Regions from separate parts of the Homo sapiens genome. Here region 1 is linked to region 2. A link is a loop called in an ENCODE intact Hi-C map of the cell type or tissue named here. Cell type or tissue: heart left ventricle. All regions are shown on one strand.

The links. Peaks named below come from ENCODE experiments on the same cell type or tissue, not always from the same donor. Only the 100,000 strongest peaks of a DNase experiment are listed, where the experiment ranks them.
Region 1: it touches region 2 in a loop (3-fold over the local background); 10 of 110 quality-filtered maps call a loop at or near these places.

Annotation. Positions count from the first base shown.
Region 1 is chr21:27,560,145-27,568,144 of GRCh38, reverse strand. No RefSeq gene overlaps it. Among named protein-coding and RNA genes, the nearest start is that of LINC01673, 74 kb to the left of the region's middle. In heart left ventricle, CTCF peaks have their summits at 3,068 and 3,269 (motif pointing right); no DNase peak of the experiment used is centred here.
Region 2 is chr21:28,740,851-28,748,850 of GRCh38, reverse strand. It overlaps a transcript of HEMK2 not described here and the pseudogene LOC124905067. Among named protein-coding and RNA genes, the nearest start is that of HEMK2, 140 kb to the left of the region's middle. RefSeq lists an enhancer at 3,151-3,240 and a silencer at 5,950-6,244. In heart left ventricle, CTCF peaks have their summits at 2,932 (motif pointing right), 3,623 (motif pointing right) and 6,083; a DNase peak (open chromatin) is centred at 2,990; H3K4me3 peaks cover 627 bases; H3K27ac peaks cover 1,018 bases.

The DNA of each region.
Region 1 (8,000 bases), 1.2 Mb after region 2:
TTGCCATCCTTAATCCTCAGTTGCACCTATGAAGCCAAGTTGGGTCTAATTCAATTGAACTGGCATGAGAAGCAACTGTTATCTACCAGAGTATTTGTTCAAAATTAAAAGCTATATATGTGGTACTTACCAAGAATGCCAGTGTGGCAGAACTGGAACTTGTTCTATCAAAATGACTAGCTATGTCCACAGTTAGGGAATCTCAAATCCAAGTTTATTTATTTTATATAAGGGAGACGTTACCTTCCTTGCTTCTCATATTCCAATAGTCTTCTTAAATTTCCTGCCTAATCATAATTACTGGTATGAACAATATAGTAGATGATTCGAGTCTGAAATAATTTTTAAACACTTTAGACTTAATTAAGTCCACATGGTCATAATTTTTGGTTAGAGTCTGCATTAAGAGTAACATTTAAGTGAAAGTCAATCAGTTGATGAAGTCAAGTATCTAAACTGATGAAAATGTCTTTCAAGAATATAAAATTCAGTGAGGCATAGATTTCTCAAAACAAGCTTCACCATCTTGTGTGTGTGTTGCATCCAATTCTATTTACTTTACAGGCACAGTGTCACTGCTGTTAATTATTACATAAATTGAAGGTCTTTGTTTCTAGCTTTATGATCATGGCCCCAATGACTTCTTCTCCCAAACAGATTTTTATACAATTTTACTCCCTGCTCTCTCTCAGACCCTTTGGGGACAAAAATTTTTTTCTCCAGCCCGTGGACTTTGAGAGCCCCATTCTCTTTGGGATTCAGTACGTACCTAGATATACTTGTGGAATGTTGAAATATACATGGTCATCTCTAACTTCAGGTTTTTCTGTCCACATCCCCTCCATACTCTGCCCTGTTTTCTTTTAGATTACTAATATCCTAGAACTTTTCCTAATCCTTCCCAGCCATTCACTACCCAATTGAGAAAGAGTGCTCCAGAACTTTCTCTCCCCCACTAGCGCCCTGTCTAGCCTCATCAAAAACATTTTCTTACTGACCAGGTAAACTAGAAAGAATCTGATATTTCATTTTATTTAATTTCTATTTAATTTATTTATAAGTATTACGTGTATTATATTTAAACTGTTTACATATATATATATATATCCTCATCTAGAGATATTTGCATATTAACAGAGTAAATTGCTTTTATCTAAATCAGTAATCCTCAACCTTGGTTGTATATTAGAAACACCTGAGAAATTTTTAAAAACCATCAATACCTAGGTCTTGGCCCTAGGGATTCTGATATAATTGACCTAGGGTATGACTTGTATATCCTGTATTCATAAAATCTTTCCTAGTGATTCTAATGTGTAGTCAGCGCTGAAAAATTTGCTTTAAAGGAATATGTCTCTTTAAATGCACAAACCTAGACACCTCTCCTTTTATTTAAGGGATCTCTGGCTCCTCCAAGTAATTTGAGAAGCTGCGTCTTTTGGCAGCATAGATCAGCTGTTCAGGGACTCTCCCCATTCTTCTCCCCCTTTCTCTTTTCGGCTTTGAGACCGGTGCCAAATTAATCACCACTATAATCAAAACTACGATGTTTCACTTTCCCATAATTCCATCATTGTGCGTGATATAAAGTGTGGAACATACAAAAGTTTGAGCTTCTAAGAGAAAATAGACATACATACTTGTTGAATCAAGAATCTCTGCCTCTGTCATGTCTGACTCCTTGCACCCATGATTTAAATTTACCTCGTAGCAAAGAAGGCATGAGGGAAATTCTGTACTATAAAAGGGTGCCTCCATGAGATTTCCCCTAAATGTTCAGATAATCAAGGTTATCCATATGGGGCAGCAGGGAACTAAACAAAAAGTTTGACTCATTTGTTCAACAAATATCCATTAAGCGACTACTATGAGCTACCATACGAAGTGCTGGGAAGACAGTCAAGATGAAGCCCCTGATCTCAAAATGCTTCCGGTCCAGGAGTAGAGTGTGGCTAGAGGCTGGGAGAAGACAAAATTCACTACGTAGGAATTTAAATATAACCATGGTAACATTGGAAGGTGAAATTCAGGGAGTTGTTAGTTTGAGATGGTTGGTGTGACCCGGAAAAGGTTTTATTGAGGTAATGGTATTTCAATTGAGAGTTAAAGGGTAGGAATGGTGGCAAGGGCAGAATCCCGGCAGAGGAAAAAGGTGTTTAGATTCAGAGTTGGGAATGGCTTTGGTCATTAAAGAAAATAAGTAAAACAAACAAACAAAAATCAATATGCTTGAAACAGAGTAAACAAAAAGAGGGGCTAGTTAAAAATGGGCTGGAGAACCAAGCTGAGGCTGGAATCTACAAAGCCCTGGAGGCCTCCTTAAATTTTTTTCATTTTATCCTAGGAGGAATTAGAAATAACTACAGTTTGTTATATAAAAGATGACTCTCAGAATTTAAAAAAAAGAATTTTAAGGTTTATTTGTTTATGTATTGCTAGTTTGCTCAAACATCACCTTCTTAAAGAGGCCTACTCTGTCTCTTCTCTTAGTACAGCAAGCTGGCTGCATCTCCACCCCTACTCCTCCCAGTGGCCCTTAATACACTGTGGTTTTCTTTATGCCTGCTACCAATCAAGTCATTTACTCATTTATCAAGTTTATTGCCTATTGTTTGTTTCTGCTCACAAGTGCAAGCCCCCCATATGCAGAGCTCTGCAACATCTGATGCTGTATTGCACGCAGCTTCTTAGAGCAGCATCTAATATAAAAGAGAACTGTGCTCAATAAGTATTGACTCAGCACATGAGCTTCCCTAGGCAAAATCACTTATTATATCTTTGTTCTTCATCAAAAATTCACACTAGGCAGTTTAAACTTAATTAAGGTAGTACATAAAATAAATTGCTTTTTTTTTCTCCTTGGGAGCTTTGTAATGAATAGTCTCAGCATTATTTATTTAAGCTCTGTAGCAGACATGGTCACATTCTCAGCAGAGAGGTCATGAACAAAATATTCTCATCCAAGGAGATTTTTTTGTAGATTAGACTCAAGAGGTCCAACATTGGCAAGTCAGCATGTGTGATATTTTTCTAGGCCTGTTCTCACACATATCCATTTCTAATTCACAATCCACAGTACAGACTTCACATTTATAGGAGTCAATTTTTAAGTTCACGTAGTGACCCCTCAGATATGTAGCTATGTAATCTCTAGCAAAAGCCCAAGTACTTTTTTACCTCCTGAGATATCAGTGCTAAGAAAATGGTGGGCTTTTGTTTTTAAGGATGCAGCTCTTAGTCTATAGAGGGTTTGAGCAGCTGACCAGTAGAGGGCACCTGCCACTCTAAAATTGCCTCATGTCCTGTCAGTCTAGAGACACAGGCTTCACTGATTTATAAATAAGTTATTATTGCCTTCAGAATATTTTTATTTCCTTTCTGATCATCCAATATTATTGATTTCTAACACAAGTAATATGTCATAATAAAAATAAAGATTCATAAAGAGAAAAACTAAATCACTAATAGTACGATTACCCGGAGATAGCATAACCACTATTAATGTTTGATATTATTCCATATTATAATACATGCATCTGAATTCCATGTATTTCCCCAAATGGGATCACAAAGTAAATGCTATTTAATAACTTAAAAATAGATGAAATATGCAAGTTGAATCTAGGGCTATATCTTATAATGCCAGAAAGTCCTAAAAAAAAAAGGAAGAAAAGAAAACCCACAATGATGGGGGCATGTCAAAGGGTCCGAGGAACAAACTGAAAAAGCTCCAAGTGTCCATAGCTAGAACAATTTGGGCAACAAAGCAAACAAAGTAGCATTGGATTATGGTCCAAATTATAAAATCAATGTCTGAGTCCATACAGATATCAATACACAATTGAATAGGTAGTAGAGAAGAAACAAATCTGCCTTGTAGAAGAATACCAAATAATCAAAACAACTCACTTCTTCAGTATGAGCTGTTAATAGTGACTTTCTTCCAAAGGGTGCAATATGGAAAGAGTTGAAAAATAGTAAATTTACAGTGGAAAAACCTAACACCACCTTAACTAGGTGACCAAGGTCAATATCAACAAGTCATGTTGACTGTATGTAGCTTTAATATGTTGTTAGGAAACTAGCACTTTACCTCTATGATATTCCTCTATAACAGAGGAAATGAAGACCTGAAAAGGCTGAGGCAATTTTCAAAATCAGAATTGGTTGTATTTACTGATCAATTAAAATGTAAAGAGACAGGCAAGGCAATTGAAGTTGGATAAAGAGTTAAAGATGGGCATCTGAGTGAAAACATGAACTGTGTCCACTTGTGAATGGACATGTAACATCACACACACACACACAAATTGGCTGCAATATCTACAAATGCCAGTTTCCCTGGAAAACATCTACCATTGCTGTTTTTTTCAAGTTGAGACAAGTGAAAAAAAATGTATAGGATTTTGAATTAGAAAAACTGGAGGTCGAAACCTAGCTCTGCTATAGTAATTTTGGGTAAGGAAAAGAATGTGAAAAGTGAAATAGCACACAAGTTTCAGGGTTTTTAAGAGAGCTGATGACATTGCACAGAGAGTTACAAGAAATCATGGCGTTCCTCCCACAACTGGGACCAGACAAATTATTGTAATTATCATTAGCAGTCAAGATTGGCAGAAGGAAGCTATTTTCTGGTTTCTTATTAATATGCGATGATGGAAGATAAATCATTTTCCCAAGCAACCCTTCTGCCATAAGTAAATGTCTATAGATTGATCACAAATTTAATAATATTATTTTTAATTTTCTGGTTATAAAATGTTCCTTCTTTCAAAAATATTAAGGCCTCCAAGTGTAGTTTCAGTAGTCTTTTAAGCCCTGTGGTAAACTCTGAGTAAAGCTTCATGGAAAATATCTGAAGGGGTTATTTCTTGAGTTCAGTGATAAGTTTAGGCAGCTGTAAATTTTCCAGTTCCTGGAGTAGAATTCTATAAGCATAACCTATATTCTATGGCCATTCTATTACATTTCCATAAATGTGCACACTGATGATGTGATACAACTCATGATTTATTTTCAGATTTATTTCTGAAAATTTATTGTAGGAATAATGATTTCCCAATTGATCCACATGAGATACTAATGTCCACAGGAGATACTAATAGAGTGTACTCGCTATTTTTAGTCTGTTACCCTCATTTATGAACATAACAATGTTCGTAACATCAGTTTTGAGACTTAAACTAAACATTTCTTTTACATTGACCAAAATTGTTGTCATTTAAATTGTTATCAAATACATGCAATTAAATAATTAAAATATACAAATAATTTCACACATCCTTTACTTCCAAAAATCTTCTCCATATAGTAGAGTTGATAAGAAGTAAAAGATGTTTGGAACTTCGAGTTGATTCTGTAAGGTACTGAGACTCTTGGGGATGATGAGACAGGTGGATGTATTTTGCATGTAGATTGAATTTGAATCTTCAGGACCAGAGCACATACTTTGATGGGCAGAATAACGGCTTCCCGAAGATGTTCACCTCTCAGTCTCTGGAATCTGTGACTATGCTAGCAACCTTAATATGGAGAAATTATCCGGGATTACCCACATAGTCCCAATATAATCAGAAAGTTTCTTAAATTTGGAGGGAGACAGAAGATTCAGTATCAGAGTGATGCAACAAGTGGAAGACTTGAAAGGCCGTTGTTGGCTTTGGCGATGGAAGACCTCTATGAGCCAAGGAATGTGGGCAGCCTCAAGAAGCTGGAAAAGTCAAGGAAATCATTTCTGTCCTAGAAGATCCAGAAAGAAACACCGTCCTATTGATTCCTCAATTTTTAAAACAATGAGGTCCATTTCAGACTTCTAACTTTCACACTTATAAGAAAAATTTGTATTAAGCCACTAAACTTGCTGCAATGTGTACAGTAGGAAACTAACATATTGGTAGCCTTTATGATATTCCTGTAACTAAATGCTCTGGACCCCAAATCAATATAGATCTTATTAGTGATGTTTTGCACTGCAGCAAATAGTTATTGCAAAATTATTGCAAATGTGTAGTTATTAAATCCCCCCCACACACACTTTAGTTAAACTAATTCAGTCAAACTAAACTAATTTAGTGTGTGAGAAAATAAAAGAAGCAATTCATTCTAACTAAAGAATAAGCACATCTTCTTAACAGTATTGTTCTATGCTATCCTTTTGCCTTCCTGCTTTTGCAAAAGCTACTAAACTTACTTTATCATTTTCTTATTAACCTTATCCTTATTTATTTTTGCTGAATAATTTATATTGTCTTTTAATATTCAGGTCAGGTATAGCCTACTCTAAACAACATTCTTAGACCACATCTGGCCAGTGTAGTCATTTCTTCCAGATGTTTCTGTATGTTTTAACCTAACAGTCCTTCTACTGCTCTGTAATATACTGCTTATGTGTTTGTTTTCTCCATTGCAGAGAAAGTTCTTTGAGTGAAATATCTATACCTTACATACCTTTGTATCCCCTGAATGATTCCTACTGCTGTCTATATGGCTGGTACCAGTGTCTTGGTCCAAAATGAAGAAATGCATGAGTTATTAGCCTCTTCTTGAGGTTTCTTAGAACTTTAGGGCATTAAAAAGTCCTTCTTCACTAGTGTATAAACATTTGTATAAACATGCTTAGTGTATAAAAATATGTATAAACATGTTTAGTGTATAAACATGCTCACTTGTCTCCTATCTGAAACAAAACGAAACCAGCCAACAAACCCTAAGGCTGTTTCTCCACGTCGAATTTCTCTCTACCCTTGGCAGGGCACAGTGGCTCATGCCTGTAATCCCGGCACTTTGGGAGTCTGAGGCGGGCGGATCACTTGAGGTCAGGAATTTGAGACCAGCGCCTGTAATCCCAGCTACTCAGGAGGCTGAGGCACAAGGTTGCAGAGAGCCAAGATTGCGTCACTGCACTCCAGCCTGTGCGACAGAGGTAGACTTCATCTTAAAAAAAAAAAAAAAAAAAAAATTTCTCTCTACTCTAAAAAATGCTGCCTTTAACTGTAAAGCTTATAAGAGTGACCCACATCCATTGCTCCAACTTAGTCCTCATCTTTTCATAAAATTGCCTCCTTCCCAGGTTAATTAATTTGCTGGGGCTGCCATCACAAAACGCCACTGACTGAGTGACTTCAACTAGAGAAATTTCTTTTCTTTCTTTTTTTTTTGTAGATGGAGTCTTGCTCTGTCACCAGGCTGGAGTGCTGTGGCACGATCTCGGCTCACTGGAACCTCTGCCTCCTGGGTTCAAGCGATTCTCCTGCCTCAGCCTCCAGAGTAACTGGGACTACAGGCACGTGCCACCATGCCCAGCTAATTTTTGTATTTTTAGTAGAGACAGGGCTTCACCACGTTGACCAGGATGGTCTCGATCTCCTGCCCTCGTGATCCGCCTGCTTCAGCCTCCCAAAGTGCTGGGATTACAGGCCTGAGACACCACAACTGGCCAAAATTAATTTTCTTACTGAGACCAAGGTGTTAGCAGTGTCTTTTTTTCTTCTGGGGCCTCTCTCCTTGGTTGCAGACGGTCACCTTCTTGCTGTGTCCTCACATGGTCTTCCTTTTTTGCTCACTAACCCAGGGTGTCCCTCTGTGTGTCCAAATTCCTTCTTCATATAAAGACGCCAGTCAGATTAGATCAGGTTCCACTCTAACAACTCATTTTGTTTAGTTTTGTAGCGATTTTGTGGGTAGATGTGATATTTTCATACCTGTATACAATGCATAATGATCAAATCAGAGTAACTACGATATCCATCATCACTTCAAACATCTTTTATTTTTTTTGAGATGGAGTCTCACTCTGTTGCCCAGGCTGGAGTGCAGCGGTGCCATCTCAGTTCACTGCAAGCTCTGCCTCCTGGGTTCAAGTGATTCTCCTGCCTCAGCCTCCCTAGTAACTGGGACTACAGGTGCACACCACCATGCCCGGCTAATTTTTGTACTTTTTTTGTTAGAGACATGTTTCACCATGTTGGCCAGGCTGGTCTTGAACTCCTGACCTAAGGTAA
Region 2 (8,000 bases):
CCAAGTCTTTGGAGAAAGCAAACTAGAAAATGGAAATTCTCTAAAAGTTCTAAGGAACAGGGCAGGAATATTACCAATCTTTGTAATCTCTCTCTGACAATGGAAAGATGAACCAATTTTTAAAATGAAGATTAGCTCCATATAATTGATAATGGTGCATGTTTTCCCAGAAGATGGAATATTTATTTCCATGTCTCTGTTTCCTGTTCATGTATGCTTTGTCCCAAATCCTTTTGGTTTCCTGGAATTTTCTTTAGAAAACCCAGATATCACAGCAATAATCCCCAAACCTCACAGACTCCTTCAAAAGTAACTTGAGGGAAAGAATCAAGCCCAAGTGGTTCAATACTTGATGGAAACTTGTGTGAAGAGCAATGTCACTGCCAAATGAAAAAGAACTTACTCCAACCTACCATGTTTATTTAAAAGCAGTATGATACTTTTGTTATCTAGAAGACTTTTTAAACTGAACTCATAATTATTTTTTACCAAGGTATAGTAAAAGGTGAATATCATTATTAATTTATATTCTTATGCTTCTGTTTTAAAAATAATTTCAATGTTTATTTTACATTTTTCAATGTTCATTGTAGATTCAGGTGGTACATGTGCAGGTTTGCTACATGACTGTATTGTGTGATGCTGAGACTTGGGGTTTGAATGATCCTGTCACCCAGGTAGTGAGCATGGTAGCCAATAGGTAGCTTTTCAGCCCTTGCTCCTGTCCCTCTCTCCTCACTCTAGTAGTCCTCAGCATCGTTACCATCTTTATGTTCATGCATACACAATACTGAGCTCCCTCTTAGAAGTGTGAATATGTGGTATTTGCTGTTCTGTTCCTGTGTTAATTCATTTAGGAAATGCCTCCAGCTGCATCCACGTTGAGAAGAGAATGTCAACATTACACAGCCATAGACGCTCCTCTGATGTTCTCATAAGAGATACCCTATCTCTCTCTGGTTATGTTCCTTTTAATTTCTTACAGACTGATCAGTTAAATTGGCCAAGAGCCATTTCCTCTTAGCCTTCAATTGCAGTGCTCATCCTGCTTCTGAAAGCACCTTGTTGCAAAGGATAAGATGTCCTATCCATGTTGGTGCAAAGGATAAGATTTCCTATGCACGTTGGTGCAAAGGATACAATTTTGTTTTCTTTTTATGGCTGCATAGTATTCCATGGTATATGTGTACCACATTTATCTAGAGGAATTTTGACTCCTAACATTTTCAGGATTATGTAACATAAAAGTCCATTTTAAACAGGTAGTGGGGTAGGAGTATTGGAACTCTGAAAGATAACTTCATCTTCACTTCTGGACATTTCCTTTGAGGGTTGAATAGAACTATTTTGTTTTCCTCTGCACAGGATCCCCCAAATTAATTTTCATATGTATTTTCATCATTAGCCATTGGCTTGGAAGGTTTTAAAGTCATTCTGTGTCAACTTCAATTAAATCCCACGAGACTCAGAGAAACTGATCTGGCAGGAACCTGCTCCTGCATTTTTACAGATAAGTACATTAGGGCTCCATGAGGTCCAATAGCTGGACTGCGGTCAAACAGGAAGACAGAATGGGCTCCTCCATCCGGGCCTTGCAGGACAACTCTAGATTTGCTTCTCGCCACCCAGAAACTTTCTCCTCCCAGGTCATAGCAATTCCCATATCTAAGTATGACTTTCAGTTCATCTTTTCCCTTCTGTTCCACATTGAAAACATCAGGTACACCTGTAGACTCCATGGCCACAACAAACCTGGATCTTCTAGATCTGTCCATTTCCATTGCTAGTCAAAGGTGGTGTCTCTTGAGCCTCTATATTGCACGTGATTTCTCACTAGGTATCTTGCTTCTACGTTCTCTGCACCATAAATTCCTGTCTCCATGGAGCAGCCGGAGTGATCTTTTTGATAGTCTCAGAGCCTTTTAAGAACTTCTCTTCCCACCTGGTAAAAAACCTCATTGCACAGCCCTGGCTTATCAAGCCCTCCATGCTGTGGCTGTGTTTGGCTCTCAGCCCTCCCTCTTCCACCCTCTCCCTTCCCTTCTCACCCCTGCCAATGGCCTTATTTGTGTTCTTCAAGTATGTTGAAATGCTTCCCTTCTCAAAGTTTTTGCACTAGCTCTTCATATCTTTCTGGAATGTTCTCCATAGATCATCATATAGTTTTTTTTTTTTTTTAGATTGGCCCTACTTTAATAGCAACTCTTCTTGGACCACTCAATGTATGATAGCCTCTCAGTCACTTTCTATCACGTCACCCTATTTTGATTTCCAGTATAGTTATACATTTTATAAGCTACATTTATCACTCATATATTCCCTTAAAAATATTTATTTTCCGTTGCTCATCTCCCTACCTGCACACATGGTCGTGAGCAAAGAACTTGCTTGTCCTACTGATCTCTGCATTCTCAGTGCTCGGTGATATTTGTTGAATGAATGCAGGGCAATGCTATGTCTATGCTTTATGTCATTATCTTCTGACTCACTGCAAAGACAGGAGTCCCCCACGGGCAAGGAACATACTAAGAGTAGTATGTACCTCATGTTGTTATTGAGACATTTCAAAACATGTAAACATATTTACAGTGATGAAGTATACAGAATACTGCCTGCCACAGAAAAAGCTCCAAATAAATATCAGCTGTTGTTACTGTAGGATGTATACATATTTTTATTTATATTCATATAGTTTTGTTATACATATAAAACAAAACGTTTTATCAGTTTTTATTACTTACACATGTCTACATTATATATGGTGTTAGCTATTGTTATTCTGTTATTTGATAGAGTATCCAATAAAATATGTTACAAGATTTTGCTAAATACCATAAACTAAATGCCGACCACTTTTTTCTCACCTGGCTCTATTTCAGGATTCAGCCAGGTTTCTCTGTCTGGGAGTGTTAATGTTTCTTAGCTAAGCAGCTGCAGTATCTGCGGTTACTGAAATCGTCCTGAAGGTGGCAGCGGAGAGCTAAGGTTTGGAAAGTGCTCACATGTTCTTGTATACATGCTGGGATAGGATTTGAAGGGGGTGAGAAAAGTTATTCCATGGGGCTGTTTTTGCATCTTCAAAATTCCTTTCATCATTATTATTGTTGGGAAGGGGTGTGTTATATGTCGGGAAGCTGCTCAAATGCAAATGATATCTGGGAAGTGGCAGCCAGCTATTATTCATGAAACCTCAGGCAACGTGAGAGCATTAGAGCATTCATCCAGATGCAGGAAAGTGGAACTGCTGGTGAGGTGAGATAGAGGGCAGGTAAAGGGAAGAAAAGGGCTTGGTTTTGGATGGGCGTTTTCTTGGTTCCGAGGACTTCTTGATCTGTGGAGAGGGGTACAGGCAGGAGAGGTCAAAGCTGAGCCCTCTAACTGACGGGGCCAGGGCAGGGCCCCTCTCGTCCGGGTCTAAGGCAGTAAACTCCTGGAACAATCTCATACAACATCCATCTGCTTGTTTAAATAACAAGCCGATTCTATCATGTCTATGTGTACAAATCAGACTCTCTGGGGAGTAAGTATGTGAAAGGAGACTGGAAATATCGTTAACGATTTTCAGACATTTTCTCCAACTAAATCTGAAATACTGCATACTGACCACGAGATGACAGTATTGCACCACTAAATGCTTACACCACAAGCTTCCATCTTGTAAGCTCTTAGAGATCTAACACAAAATCACTGTGCTTCCCACTCGCAGCAGTCATTGGAATTATGCTTATAAACAGCAATTTTTCTTTATTTGCACTTTTTCCATAAATGAGGAATACATTTTTTGCCAATAGTGGCTACTGTATGTATACTTCGGTTATTGTCTTGGGAAAATGGGTGTTGAAAAAATTGAATTGTCTGTGACTCTACACATTTTATAATTCAAAATTTGTGAATAAAATTAATCAGCATGTGAGTTAAAGTGCAGTATTCCTTCAGCTAGAACTGCAAGACCAAAAAAACCCCATAAAAGTGTTTGGTTTATAATTTACTGTTTTTAATTTATGGTCTATAGTAAGATTTTCTAAAAGCATGAAACAGAATGGTTCTAACATATGGTTTTATATAGTTTACATATTTATAACCATGTTTATCTAAAATAGCTCTCTGTAATGCATTTATGTGGTTGAAGAGTTTGAAAAGGTGATTATCAAATGAAATAATGTATGTAAAATACCCAGCTCAAGCCTCACACATGGCAGGAATCATAATAAATAGAGGCTCTTGTTTCCTTTATTAAGAAGAAATCATAAATTAGTGGATAAGTGCAAAAATCCTTTGCTACTATGAAACAGGAGAGGCCAAACAGTGAGATATCATAGAGTGAGTTGCCTCTTATGCCTTTCTAGTTGAGTAGTCAGAGAATGAAAAACTACTTAAGGTTCTACCCTTCCACAGACACTGCAGATGAAAGTGTTCGGCAATTAACCATGAATGACTTTCAGGAACAGCAAATCCATGCTTTTCTATTTTACTCAACTTGGATTACATCTGTAGTGCAAATTTAAAAGAACACTTCTGGGGACAGTTTTTCCCAGGATCTATTTATTGTCTCATTTTTTTCTTTTTTTAATTGTTAATTTATTTTATTTTTGTAAAATATTTTAATGTTTATTTTAGGTTCAGGAGTACATGTGCAGGTTTGTTATATAGGTAAACTCATGACTCAGGGGTTTGGTGTACAGAGTATTTAATTACCCAGGTACTAAGCATAGTATCAGATAGTTTTTTCTCTTCTGAACCTCTCCCTCTTCCCAGCCCCCACCCTCAAGTAGGCCTCAGTATCTGCTATTTCCCTCTTTCTGTCCATGAATTCTCATTATTTAGCTCCCACTTATTAGTGAGAACATGTGGCATTTGGTTTTCTGTGTTAGTTTGCTGAGGATAACAGCCTCCAGTTCCATCCACGTTTCTGTAAAGGATGCAATCTTGTTCTTTTTCATGGCTGTATAGTATTCTGTGGTCTATATGTCCCATGGCTATTTTCTTTGATAGTCTCAGAACAATAAAACATTCAGTACCCACAGCAACCCTTGTAGCTACCAGACACATTTGCATGATCCAAGCATAACAGTTAAAGATGAATGGCCTTAATGCCTGGGGTCATCCAACTTTCACCATCTTCTATTTTAGACTTTTTCCTCCTCCTAATAGGCAGAGATGGGATGAATTCCTTAATTAAACAAGATCTCTTGTTTGAACCAGTTTAGACTGCAATCATTCATCAAACTTTTCTTTCCTCCCTCCCTTCCTCTCTTCCATTCTCCCTTCACCTTCTCTCCTTCCTTCACTCTCTTTTTTCTTTTCTGCATCCCAATGACTTGTTACTTACTGTGTTCTGTTAAGTTTAGGTACAAACAATAGAAGCAAGTGCTTTATTTAACTCCTTATTTCCTGTTATGGGCTGAATTCAACCCAGTCAACACCTTAATCTTGGACGTCTAGCCTCCAGAACTGTGAGAAATAAATTTCTGTTGTTGAAGTGACCCTGCCTCTGGTACTTTGTTATAGTAGCTCTAGCAAATGTACACATCCCCTTAGATTCTGTCTCTCTCTTTTTTTTAAAACACGGAACACTTTTAGGAATGTGCATGTCATCCTGGCGCAGAGGCCATGCTAATCTACTCTAAATTGCTGCTGAAGCAAGCACTCCTGTTAGATTTTTCAACCTCCACATTTTCCAAGACTTCTTAAAATACTGGCTTTTCAGACCTTTGGGTCTCATCCCTCCTGTTGCTACACTCCACCACTGCAGCGCATTTGACAATAGTGACTGTGTTTGTGTGAACGTGAGCAGATACTAAATCCCAACATTTTTGAACAGTTTCATTGCACTCCTACCAGGTACAGCGCATTCATTAATTTTAATATTTACTATCACAATGGGAACTAAGAAGTTGTCAGGAAACGGAATAAACTTAAAAATGGTTCATAGGAGAAGAAGACAGAAGACCGTGACCACAGAGAAAATTTTAGCCTAAAGCCTTCTTATACTGTTGTGCTAGAAAAACGTTTCTCCCTCAATAAATAGATATGTGTCTATAGGGCTTCTTCAAATTCTGGTGTTTGGGTGAAAATATTGAAATACTGTAGATGGCACCATGACATTGCACATGACTGTTTTAGAACAAAACCACTGTGTCGTTATCTCCCTCCCCCATTTTTTTTCCTTTTTTTTTTCTTAGTGGGCAAGTTATTGGAATCTTTAAAAAAATGATCATTTATGATTAAAACTTGGAAAAGGAATTATGCCCATTTTTTTCATGTTTACTCTCATGGCCTGTACTACAAAGCACTAGTCAGTAACCTCCCCTTGAAAAGTCTTTGGATAAGTGCATCATTATTCTAGCTACCAGCACTTGGTGAATCCCCATGTTAAACTCAACGTGTTTTGAAATTAAACCTCAGAGATGTTCCCAACCTTCTTTTATGTCCCTAGAGATAAGTTTACCAAATGTTAACAAAGAAATAATTGTTCTCAGAACTTATGGCAGCAAAGTGATGAGATGTAGGGTTGCTTTAAGACCGAGGCACAAATGGTGCTCTGTGGCAAACGTAAAGAAACTGTTCAATAATTACTGTTTTCAGCAAATGTAAAACTCTAAACCAGGGGCCAGCAAACTTCTTCTGTACAGATCCATCCAGATAGTAAATATTGTCAGCTTTATGGGCTACACGGTCTCTGTCCAAGCTACTCAAAGCTGCCATTTTACCCTGAAAGCAGCCATAGACAATACATATACAAACAGGCATGGCTGTGTTCCAACAATACTTTATTTACAAAAACAGGTGGCAGATTTGGTCCTGAGCGATAGTTTGCCGTCACCTCCTCAAACCCAGGCTTGCTTTCCCTGTAAAGAAGGCTCTCTCTTGTGGTGATTCCTCAAAGACCTAAAGACAGAAATACCATTTGACCCAGCAATCCCATTACTAGGTATATACCCAAAGGAAGAAATATATATCATTCTATTATACAGACACAGGCACACATGTGTTCACTGCAGCACTATTTACAATAGCAAAGACATGGAGTCAACCTAAATGCCCATCAATGATAGACTGGATATAGAAAATGTGGTACATATACACCATGGAATACTATGCTGCCGTAAAAAGGAATGAGATCATGTCCTTTGCAGGGACATGGACGAAGCTAGAGGCCTTAGTATCCTTAGCAAACTAACACAGGAACAGAAAACCAAATACCACATGTTCTCACTTATAAGTGGGAGCTAAATGATGAGAACGCAGAGACACATAGAGGGGAACAACACCCGCTGGGGCCTAGTGGAGGGTTGTGGGTGGCAGGAGGGAGAGGATCAGGAAAAATAACCAATGGGTACTAGGCTTAATAACCTGGGTGATGAAATAATCTGTACAACAAACCCCCATGACACAAGTTTACCTATGTAACAAACCTGCACATATATCCCTGAACTTAAAATCTTAAAATAAAAGTTAAAAAAAGAAACCTCTTTCTGTAGTAGGTTTGAATGCCTAATACACACATTTTCTCTCTCCTGCCTTTTAAAACTTCATGCTTATGCTTTCCCCATATGTTTCAAGCATGATCTTGTGTCATCTTTTTTGGAGGTAAAATGTTGGGTTGAGTGGGTTAGGAAACTGACTTGTGAGTGTGACATTGGAGATGGGTCTAATCATGATGTTGGCCTGGACATATCTCATTTCTTCCCATGGGACCCATCTGATTTGATTTGACTTTAGGAATAAGAGTTCAGATTTGGGATTGTGCTTGGTTTGGAGCTGGCTTGGTGAGCATGAAAATGCTCTTCAGTTATCTTGGAGCTAACACATGTGTATATTAACCAAACAGAAACCAACTTAGGAAGTAAATTATAGTAGTAATTGTATTAGAGGTAAAGCATATATACAGTTATGAACAGTGCCCTGTGTCCAAAAAAATGCATTACATAATTTTCAAAAATGTAATGTATTTATTAACATACTTATCCATAGTCAGGTTCCACAGGAGCTAATTCTGA